4 separate regions of the Homo sapiens genome follow, and regions 1, 2 and 4 are each linked to region 3. Evidence: chromatin loops called from intact Hi-C (ENCODE). Cell type or tissue: heart right ventricle. All regions are shown on one strand.

What was found. Peaks named below come from ENCODE experiments on the same cell type or tissue, not always from the same donor. Only the 100,000 strongest peaks of a DNase experiment are listed, where the experiment ranks them.
Region 1: it touches region 3 in a loop (8-fold over the local background); 104 of 110 quality-filtered maps call a loop at or near these places.
Region 2: a loop joins it to region 3, with 3 times the contacts of the local background. A loop is called at or near these places in 38 of 110 quality-filtered maps.
Region 4: a loop joins it to region 3, with 2.0 times the contacts of the local background. A loop is called at or near these places in 10 of 110 quality-filtered maps.

Annotation. Positions count from the first base shown.
Region 1 is chr16:75,384,249-75,386,748 of GRCh38, forward strand. The region is part of intron 5 of CFDP1 (craniofacial development protein 1); the gene reads right to left. Among named protein-coding and RNA genes, the nearest start is that of CFDP1, 48 kb to the right of the region's middle. In heart right ventricle, a CTCF peak has its summit at 1,486 (motif pointing left); no DNase peak of the experiment used is centred here.
Region 2 is chr16:75,401,999-75,404,498 of GRCh38, forward strand. The region is part of intron 4 of CFDP1 (craniofacial development protein 1); the gene reads right to left. Among named protein-coding and RNA genes, the nearest start is that of CFDP1, 30 kb to the right of the region's middle. In heart right ventricle, a CTCF peak has its summit at 1,081 (motif pointing left); no DNase peak of the experiment used is centred here; H3K27ac peaks cover 1,673 bases.
Region 3 is chr16:75,232,470-75,234,969 of GRCh38, forward strand. BCAR1 (BCAR1 scaffold protein, Cas family member) reads right to left here. Exons shown (of 7, transcript NM_014567.5): 5 at 2,420-2,500; 6 at 1,377-1,466. Among named protein-coding and RNA genes, the nearest start is that of CTRB1, 15 kb to the left of the region's middle. RefSeq lists an enhancer at 815-1,440 and a silencer at 1,600-1,659. In heart right ventricle, a CTCF peak has its summit at 1,532 (motif pointing right); a DNase peak (open chromatin) is centred at 1,572; H3K27ac peaks cover 1,521 bases.
Region 4 is chr16:75,319,269-75,321,768 of GRCh38, forward strand. The region is part of intron 5 of CFDP1 (craniofacial development protein 1); the gene reads right to left. Among named protein-coding and RNA genes, the nearest start is that of BCAR1, 69 kb to the left of the region's middle. RefSeq lists an enhancer at 365-534. In heart right ventricle, a CTCF peak has its summit at 1,369; no DNase peak of the experiment used is centred here; H3K27ac peaks cover 1,554 bases.

The sequences.
Region 1 (2,500 bases), 150 kb after region 3:
TGGGAGGCTAAGGCAGGAGAATTCCTTGAACCCAGGAGGTGGAGGTTGCAGTGAGCCGAGCGAGATAGCACCACTGCACTCTAGCCTGGGCGACAGAGTGAGACTCCATCTCAAAAAAAAGAGAAAGAAAAGAGGAAAAATTTTAAACCACCACACAAACCAGCAGGTTATAAAGATACAGTTACTACAATGATCGTGGAGAAATGCAGATAAATACATATTGGTAAATGTATGGAAACTGGTCTTCTCACATAATACTGGCATGACTTCAAATTGCTTCTGCCTATTTAGCAGCAGCTATTAGAATTTAAGATGCACATACCCAATGACCCAGCAATCCCACTTCTAAAATTCTGTCCTTCAGAAATAACAGTATGAGAACATAAAAAACATATGTGTAAGGATTATCACAGATTATTAATAACTGTAAAATTTGGAAAACTGTAAATGTTCATCAATAAGAGAAGGTGCACTCAAATTATGGAAGTCACAAAATGGAATACCAGGCAGGCATAAAAAAAATACAGATGTTTATATTGAACCTGGAGAGATGCCCAAGATAGACTGTTAAGTAAAAATACAAGTTGCAAGAAGAAACTAAAACTATATATATATATATATATATATATATATATATATATATATATATATTGCAGACCAGTACAGACAGGGTAAGTCCACTTTTGTTTTAAGTATCTACGAATGCAATACATATATATGTATACAATATATATGTATATATTGTTTTCCCTGATCATTGATTTTAACTTATTCTTAATTTATTTTTAAATAAACCTTGATAGGTATTGCAGGTACAGAGTAAATAGATTAGAAATTGAATAAGGAAAATAATTTTTAAAAGATTTTCCCATGAATACTTGGAATATTTTGAATCTATTAAAGGCAATTTCATTCACATTCTTGATTCAAAGATATTATTCCAGGCCAAGGTAGTAACTGACGTAAGTATGAATGGAGAATCTTGTGACTAATATTAATATATATGAATACAATATATTATCATAGCACAGGGAAGGATCTGCACAAAACTGATCATCAGTTAACAGCTATCAGCTTCTAGGGATGACAATTAACAATTGGAAAGGCAGAAAGGAACTTTCACTGCCTTCTCTCCGAAAAAAATTTAAGTGGTGGGACTACAGGTCATTTTTACTTTCTTATTTGTAATTTAAAACAACAACAACAACAGCAACAACAAAGTTTTTGTATCCCAAGGAAAAAAATGAAAGAAGAAAAATCATTTCTCTTTCTAAGCACAATAGTAGAGTTGAAAAAAAAAATTCTAATAAAAGAAAAAAGTAGAAACTGCATAGTACATAGAAATATCATACCAAGAGACGAATCTAATAAGGCAAAGAAAAATGTACAAGACTCTTTTACCCAATCTTAAGAATGCTGCTTAATGCTTTCTGGGATCTTGCCAAAGACGAGCTATCTTTTCAGGTGGAATTCTGCCCTCTAGTGTACAGTAAAAGAAGTTAAAGACCTATGAAGCAATAATAAATTACTGTTTTAAAGTTAACCAAAATATATTCACTTCATTCCTAGAGTATCATAATCATCTTCTTAAATGAAGGTCTTCGTTTCCTTGCTCCCAAATCAATTTATATTATCATACTAAGTAAACTGTATGACTACCATAACTTCACATACCTATTCCATTCTTCCCTACACATCCAAGAAGCACCTAAAGCATTTAACTTGACTCATTTTTCACACCAGGACAATTTGGCACAACCAAGGGTATAGGAATACGGCAAAATAAAGTTTTAAAAGTCTGTGATCCTAGCAAACCACCATGGCACATGGATTCCTATGTAACAAACCTGCATGTTCTGCACATGTATCCCGGAACTTAAAGTAAAATTAAAAAAAAAAAGTTTGTGATCCTGATAGACATCTGGCTCTTAAAATCATACATGTTTGAAACTTGTTGGCACTATAATTTGAGGCTAAGAGCAAAGGAAAAAGGCTGCTATGTGTAAATAAAGTTCATCTCTTCATAGAATTTTCTAAGAACACTAGAATTTATTTAACTCCAGGCAACCTTGAAAATCACTATAGATAATTCCTAGGTTCAGAGTATTTGTTGTAGGTATTCAATCCGAACTGACAGAGGTTACATCATCCTGGTGACCACAAATGAAAAAAGTTTTTGCTTTGAAAACTTTTTGGCCGGGCACAGTGGCTCACGCCTGTAATCCCAGCACTTTGGGAGGCCCAGGCAGGTGGATTGCTTGAGGTCAGGAGTTTGAGACCAGCCTGGTCAACATGGTGAAACCCTGTCTCTACTAAAAATACAAAAATTAGCCGGGCGTGGTGGCAGGCTCCTGTAATTCCAGCTACTTGGGAGGCTGAGGCAGGAGCATCACTTGAACCTGGGAGGCGAAGGCTGCAGTGAGCCGAGATCCCGACACTGCACTCCAGCCTGGGCAACAGAGTGAGACTCCGTCTCAAAAAAAAAGAGAAACCTTCTCTC
Region 2 (2,500 bases), 170 kb after region 3:
AAAATTTCTTAGTGCCAAAGTCCTATCTATATTCACTAGGAAACACTGGTATATTTATCTCAGGAACTTTAGTAATTGACACCAAGTAATATTACAGATTACTCTTCATTGACAGTATGCCTAGAACAACTCCACTTTTAACAAGCAATAAGGGATTCAAGTATCAAAATATCTTCAAGCAGGAGAACAGTTAAATTATAGACCACCTCTAACGCACAAGAGGGAACTCTGACAGGAAAAGGCCTATTATTAGTAATAGTTAATTCAAGTGTTCTCAACAGAAATTCCATTTTAACTTTATTTTCACTTGCTCAGAACTTCCTGAAAGTCTTTAATTGGGCAGAAACTTTCCATGACTGGCTTTTTCCAAAAGGTGAATCATTTAGGAAAGTCTGAGCTAACTGGCTCAGCTGGTTATGTGATAGGGCAGAATACAAAATACTATATTCCCCCATTCCCCTAGGTTAATAAGCTAAACATTTTTCAAGTAGGGACAAAAACAAAATGAAATGATCAAAGCCCAAAATTTAACATTAAAATACAGTTAGAAAACTGAAGACTAACTTTGTGCTAACACTACCTTACACTTAGACCTACAAATTCCTTCCTGTCATCACCAGCTCTTCTCACATTTCTTGAAGATGTAGTAATGCTCTTAACTTGATACAGAGAGAAAAAGGAGAATAATGACATGAAGAAATTAAAAGATATGCTCAAATCCATACAACAAATTTGTATCTGTTATCAATGAAAATTCAGATCTCGTAAGTCCCCTTATGAGAATTCCTTATAATGCCTAAATTTAAGTATAAATAAATTAAGTTTAAAAAAATCCTGTCAACATGCCCACTATTAACAGGGTTTTTGTTTTCTTTAGGGGAAGGGAGTTACAGAACTTTCACTTTTCATGTTATATATATTATATATCTCTGTAACATGATTTTTAAAGTAATAAGCATGTATCATTTTGAAATATAAAATGTATGTGACAGTATGTAATTCATATGAAAAAAGGGCTTCCATACTCATTTCTTTGTTTTGTTTTTTATAGACATGGTGCTGCCCTCTTCTGACAAATTGAGAAAACAGCAGACGCCCTGAATACCCATCAAGGACATTTAAAATTACCATCCACTTGTTTTCAAAAATGAAATAGGAAATTTGCAGCACACAACTATAATAGTATTTACTAACAAGTCCACAACACTTAATTTGACCGAAAATTTATGACTTTTTTTGAGACAGGGTCTCACTCTGTCACCCAGGCTGGAGTTCAGTGGCACGATCTCAGCACACAGCAACCTCTGCCTCCTGGTCTCAAGGGACACTCCTACTTCAGCCTCCTGAGTAGCTGGGACTACAGACACACACCACAATGACTGGCTAATTTTTATATTTTTTGTAGAAATGGAGTTTCTCCATGTTGCCCAGGCTGGTCTTCAACTCCAGTACTCAAGCAGTCCTCCTGCCTCAGCCTCCCAAAGTGCCGGGATTACAGGCATGTGCCACTGCGCCTGGCCTAATGACTTCTTACAGCAACAGTTATTTACCAGCTTTTTGTACACTCTATGTGAGGGCCACTAGTGAAGTTATAAATAAATCTTTCTTAGTCTGCATAACACATAGAAAATAATTCAAGCCAAAAAAGACTTCAAAAAACTTTTAAACCTATATTCCTAACGGTACATTAACATACTTTCTATATTATTTTTATAGGACTTTCAAACTATTAAAAGTTTATACTGTCAGCGTTCTGCTGGTCCCCTACTGGATGTACAACTCAACAGCTTCCAGAATAATTTCAGGCAGTAAAATATATTACTAATTCATATCATCAATAATTATTTATGGGGCCAGGCATGGTGGCTCACACCTGTAATCCCAGCACTTTGGGAGGCCGAAGTGGGCGTATCATTTGAGGTCAGGAGTTGGAGACCAGCCTGGCCAACATGATGAAACCCTGTCTTTACTAAAAATAAAAAACTTGGCCGGGTGCAGTGGCAGGTGCCTGTAATCCCAGCTACTCGGGAGGCTAAGGCAGGAGAATCGCTTGAACCCAGGAGGCGGAGGTTGCAGTGAGCTGAGATCGCACCACTGCACTCCAGCCTGGGCAACAGAGTAAGACCGTGTCTCAAAATAATAATAGTAATTATTATTATTATTTATGGAACCCGAAAACAACTAATTACCAAGGAAAAGGTTGCCTTACAATGAAGAATTCTGGAAGGTACTGTCATTTTTCTTTTTTTTTTTTTGAGACGGAGTCTTGCTCTGTTGCCCAGGCTGGAGTGCAGTGGCACGATCTCGGCTCACTGCAAGCTCCGCCTCCCGGGTTCACGCCATTGTCCTGCCTCAGCCTCCTACAGGCACCCGCCACTGCACCCAGCTAATTTTTTGTATTTTTAGTAGAGAACGGGTTTCACCGTGTTAGCCAGGATGGTCTCGATCTCCTGACCCCATGATCCGCCTGCCTCGGCCTCCCAAAGTGCTGGGAATACAG
Region 3 (2,500 bases):
TTAATGTATACAGACTTGGGTCTCACTACGTGGCCTGGCTGGTCTCAAACCCTTGGCCTCAAGTGATCCTCCTGCCTCAGCCTCCTAAAGTGTTAGGATTACAGGTGTGACATTTATTCTTTTCTTGGGTGTTTTCTTTAGTAGATTTAACAGGGGTGCAGGTGCAGTTTTGTTATGTGGGTACAATGTACCCATTAGGTAATTTCTCAGCCCCCACCCCCTGCCACCCTGCCACCGTTCTGAGATGTCAATGTCTAGCCTCTCCTGAGTGTCTCCATGTGCCAGGTACTTCCCAGGCATCTTCCACTTTTCAGTGATTCTCACCGAGCTCTCATGAGGCGGCTGCAGCCTCACTGCTGTGTGTCGTGGGTCTCAGGCCCCTGCCTCTGCCACCTCCTTGGTGCCCAGAAGGTAGGCGAGGGAGATTTGACGGGTGATATTTTTATGTTCACTTCGTGCTATCCTGTATTTTCACTTTTAAAATTATCTTCATAATCAGAATAAAGCTCCCTTAGTGTTTTTTTACATACCTCTTTCCTACCCTGAAGAACTGATTCAAAATATGAGGAAAATTCTATTAACATGTCTGCATATAAACACAGCAGTATATTTATAATAAGGGGCCAGATGTGGTGGCTCACACTATAATCCCAGCACTTTGGGAGGCCAAGGCAGGTGGATCGTTTGAGCCCAGGTGTTTGAGACCAGCCTGGGCAATGTGGTGAAACCTTTGTCTCTATAAAAAATATAAAAATCAGCCAGGTGTGGTGGCAGGCGCCTGTAATCCCAACTACTGGGGAGGCTGAGGCAGGAGAATCGCTTGAGCCCAGAAGGTTGAGGCTGCAGTGAGTTGAGATCGCATCACTGTACTCTAGCCTGTGTGACAGAACAAGATTCTGTGTCAAAAAAAAAAAAATACTAAGGAAGTGTGGGTACAATACAAACATTCAATAGACGCTAAGTGGTCTTTGAAAGAATCCACAAGAATGCTTAACGCCATGGCAGATGCTGGGACAGAAGAGTCGAATGCCCACAGGACACCATCCCGGCCATGCAGGGAGCAGCTTGGAGGAAGGAGCAGGGCAGAGCCAGCCCCGTGCTGAGCCTATGGCAGCTGTGAGGGGTCTATTTTCTGCTCTCACCCCACTCTCTAATTCCCTAAATGTCTCCAACAATTACTCTTGAAAACTTTAAAATAAACCAAGTGAAAAGATGAAGATGGTCAGGAGGCAGGGGGGTGGCAGGCCGGGCCCAGCTCTGAGCACTGTCAGACAACATGAGAAGCTGGGGACCCGGGGTCGGCCCTGCAGGGCAAGAGCTGGGGGCTCAGGGGGTCAGCGGGCAAAGCTGGGCCTTGCTCTGCTCCGGGGCCTCACCTGCTGCAACTCCAGCTGGCTCTTGCCCTGCCGCGTGATGCTGCCCTTTTCCAGCAGCTCCTTCTGGGTCTTCTCAAACTCCTCCTTCCCCTGGAGGGCAGAGACAGGGGCTGCGCTGAGGCCAGTTTTCTGAGCCAGAAGCACAGGCCAGCCCTGTGGCGGGCGCAGTGAGCTGAGTGGCCACCAGGTGGTGCTGCGTGTGCGCGCACACACACGCACACGTGGACGCACACACACACTAGCACACGTGGACACACACACACACACAAGCACACGTGAACACACACACAGACTGGCACGTGCAGGGGCAGGCAGACAGACACACACACACACACACACACACACACACACACACACTCCCCCAGGCTGGCATATGTGGGACACAGCCCCCCCAGGCTGGCACATGCGGGGACACACAGAGAAGGTGGCTTCCTAGGAAGCAACCCTGGCAGCCCCTTTCACCGCCTGCCAGCTCAGGAAGAGACTGGGCAGAGGGTGGGGTACCCGCAGAAAGTCCGCAAGCTCCACCCTGCCTTCCCAGGCTCCAACACCAGGAATCACACCCAATCCCTCCCCCTTGGCCTAAAGGCCTGGCCACCTGGTCCCTGCCCCTGGATGCCTCTCTGGCCCAGCTCAGCCTGGAATGTTCCTTACCAGGACTCCCACCCGGCTAGCACCCAGGCCTCTGCTCCAGGGGCCAGCCTGGGAGGAGCAGTCCCAGCCACCTCCCACCACCTCCTGCTGCTCCCCCACGCTCAGAGCATCCTTGTGTGTGTGCACATTTCTGCAGATCTGTCTCCCCACACAGAACAGCAGAGTCACCGCTGCTGGTCACCAGAGATACCAGCCCGAGGGACTCAACGAAGGGCTCGATGACATGGCCACCCTAGCACATGGGGCCAATGTGGGGTGAGGGAGGTCAAAGTGAGAGGAGGGTGCAGGGCCTTGCCAGGGACCAGGCCCCAGCTGAGAACAAATCTCCCCCTAAGCACAGGAGCCCAGCGTGGCAGAAGAGGAGCCGGGGCTGGGCAGGCGGCACCCACCTGTAGGTGGACGTAGTCATAGTCCTCCATCCAGCCCCCCTCGCTGTTCTCGTACTGCCCATCTGGCGAGTCCTGGGAGGT
Region 4 (2,500 bases), 87 kb after region 3:
CTTGACCTTATAATCCACCTACCTCGGCCTCCCAAAGTGCTGGGATTACAGGTGTGAGCCACCACGCCCAGCCCCAAACTTCTAACTGCTACTAAATAAGCATGCAAAATTCCAAATGAGGAGGAGATAGACATTGGACACAGCTGTGATCCTTGACACCTCAAAGTTACATCTGGGGTTGGGGGGGAACGTGCTTTATGGTCGTTGCATTACACGAGACTGAAGTGGTGAAGGTCATTTTTCAGCACTTAGCGCTCCTGCTAGGGTCCTGACTCCCAAATCTACTTTCTCAGTGGCATCCGCAACATCGTTTGCTCACTCAGTTGCCAGGGTAGCAGCTCTGGCCTCCTAGAGGCCACAATTCTACTAATATCAATGGGAAAACTTAATGAGGCTCAGATCCCAACCTGCCCCTCTTCCTCCAGAGGCAGCTTCCACTTCTCCTCACAAAGCTGGGATATGGCATCATCAGCGTTCCCCCTGTGGTGCCACCCCTCACAACCCAGGATTTAAAGAGCCCTTAGGAAGCAATCATCTATACAAGGGTGATCACAAGAATGGGGTTACTTAAGCATGAGCCCTAAGTGTCACTTTGCTAAGGCAATACAATGGATTTCAACAAAGAAATATTCGTTTCCACGTAGTTTGATACTGAAAGCAGAAAACTTTCTTTTTACTGCATGCAGGAAATGGTTTTCATAGAGGCTAACCACAGCTGAGCCATCTGTAAACCACAACATTGTTTCTCTTTAACAAATGGAAGATTTTTACCCACGGTATCACTGACCATCAAAAAGAATTCCCATCCTCCATCTCTAGAGCAAGAGAAAACGGTAAGTAGAGTTTCTTTCCTTAATCTGCTAGCCAGGGGTTGCTAAAACAGCCTTTTCATTCAGAAATGTAGTTTGTCCTCCAAGGTTCATCCCATCCCTACTGCTAGGAGATGTATGAACCCTTAAACAAGTCCAGTTTCTTTGCATTCTGAGACCCCCTCGGAGCATGCGCTTTTATGTGACCATGACTCACACTGGGTCATAATGTAAAACGTGTAACTATGACTGAAGGCCAAAAAGTTTGAAAAAGATGCTTTAGCGTTAACTGGCTGGCAAACGAAGAAGGTCTGCTGAAACAAAGTTGGCTGCTCTGCCAACAGATTGTTTGAAGGAAAACTAGTTAAAAAAAAAAGAAAAAAATCAAGTGCAATCAACTAAAGTAGGGCAGACCCTTCCATTCTTTGATTTTTCCCTGTGTATTAGCCATTTGCTTTGGGAAACTTGGCATCACGATCTCCCTGCTGTGAGAGCAAGGCCTCTGACCCAGGGCTCCTCACCCCAGACTGTGAGAGTGTGTGATTGACACCCTCTCCTGGGGGACGAGTGGCTTTGCTATGGCCTTCCAGTCACCGTGAGGCTCAGCTGGTGACTCTGCAAGGATTGCATGAGTGTGTTCATTGTTCTCACTGTTCAGATGAAGGAAAGGGGCTCAGAATATGGGACATTGATGGTCTCATGTGAATTAAACAACTGAAATGAGGGGGACTCATGCAAATAAAAGAACAAAATCCAAAAACATGACCTGAGTCACACCAAGGAATAGTTTCCCTCTAAGAATGAAGAGAAACAAGAACCCAAATATAAGCTACTAAATGTACTTGTACTCTGGAAGAATGCTGGAAAATCTGATGACTTACTATTTCTTATTCTCAGCTAGTATTTTTTTTTTAAGAGATGGGATCTTGCTGGTTTTGAACTCCTGGGCTCAAGTGAACCTCCTGCCTCAGCTTCCTGAGTAGCTGGGAGTCACAGGCACACGCCATCATGCCTTGCTCAGCTAACAGCTAATACTTTAATATTTTAATAAATTATTATTATTATTTTTACAAGACAAGATCTCACTATGTTGTTCAGCCTGATCCTGAACTCCTGGGCTCAAGGGATCCTCCTACCTCGGCATTCCAAAGTGCTGGAATTACAGGCGTGAGCCACAGTGCCCAGCCTGGCTAATACTTTTTATAATAGCTTTACTGAGATGTAATCCACATTCTAAAGATTTCACCTATTTAAAATGGTACAACTCAGTGGTTTTTAGTATATCCATTACCACAATCTCATTTTAGAAAATTGCCACTCCTGCCAAAAAGCCCCTTATATCCAGTAGCAGTTACTCTTCATTCCCCTCACCAGCTCTTGGCAACTACTAATCTACTTTCTGCCTCAACAGATTTACCTATCTCTCAGGTAATACTTTAAACCAAGCTTGTCCAACCTGCCTTATTCTGTTATTGTTTTGTTTTGTTTTGGGCTTTTACCAGCCTGAAGCCATGTTTTTCAGTTTCTGCCTCTAGTGATAAGCGGAAAAGAGGGGTGAGGAAGGGGCTTTATGGGCCCAACCAGAAACAGAAACTAAGAACTCATGACTGTATTCTCTCCCTTGGACACCCCTGCTTTAAACCATAAATTTAAGATTATATATAAGCATCCAGAAGAAACAACACATCTCT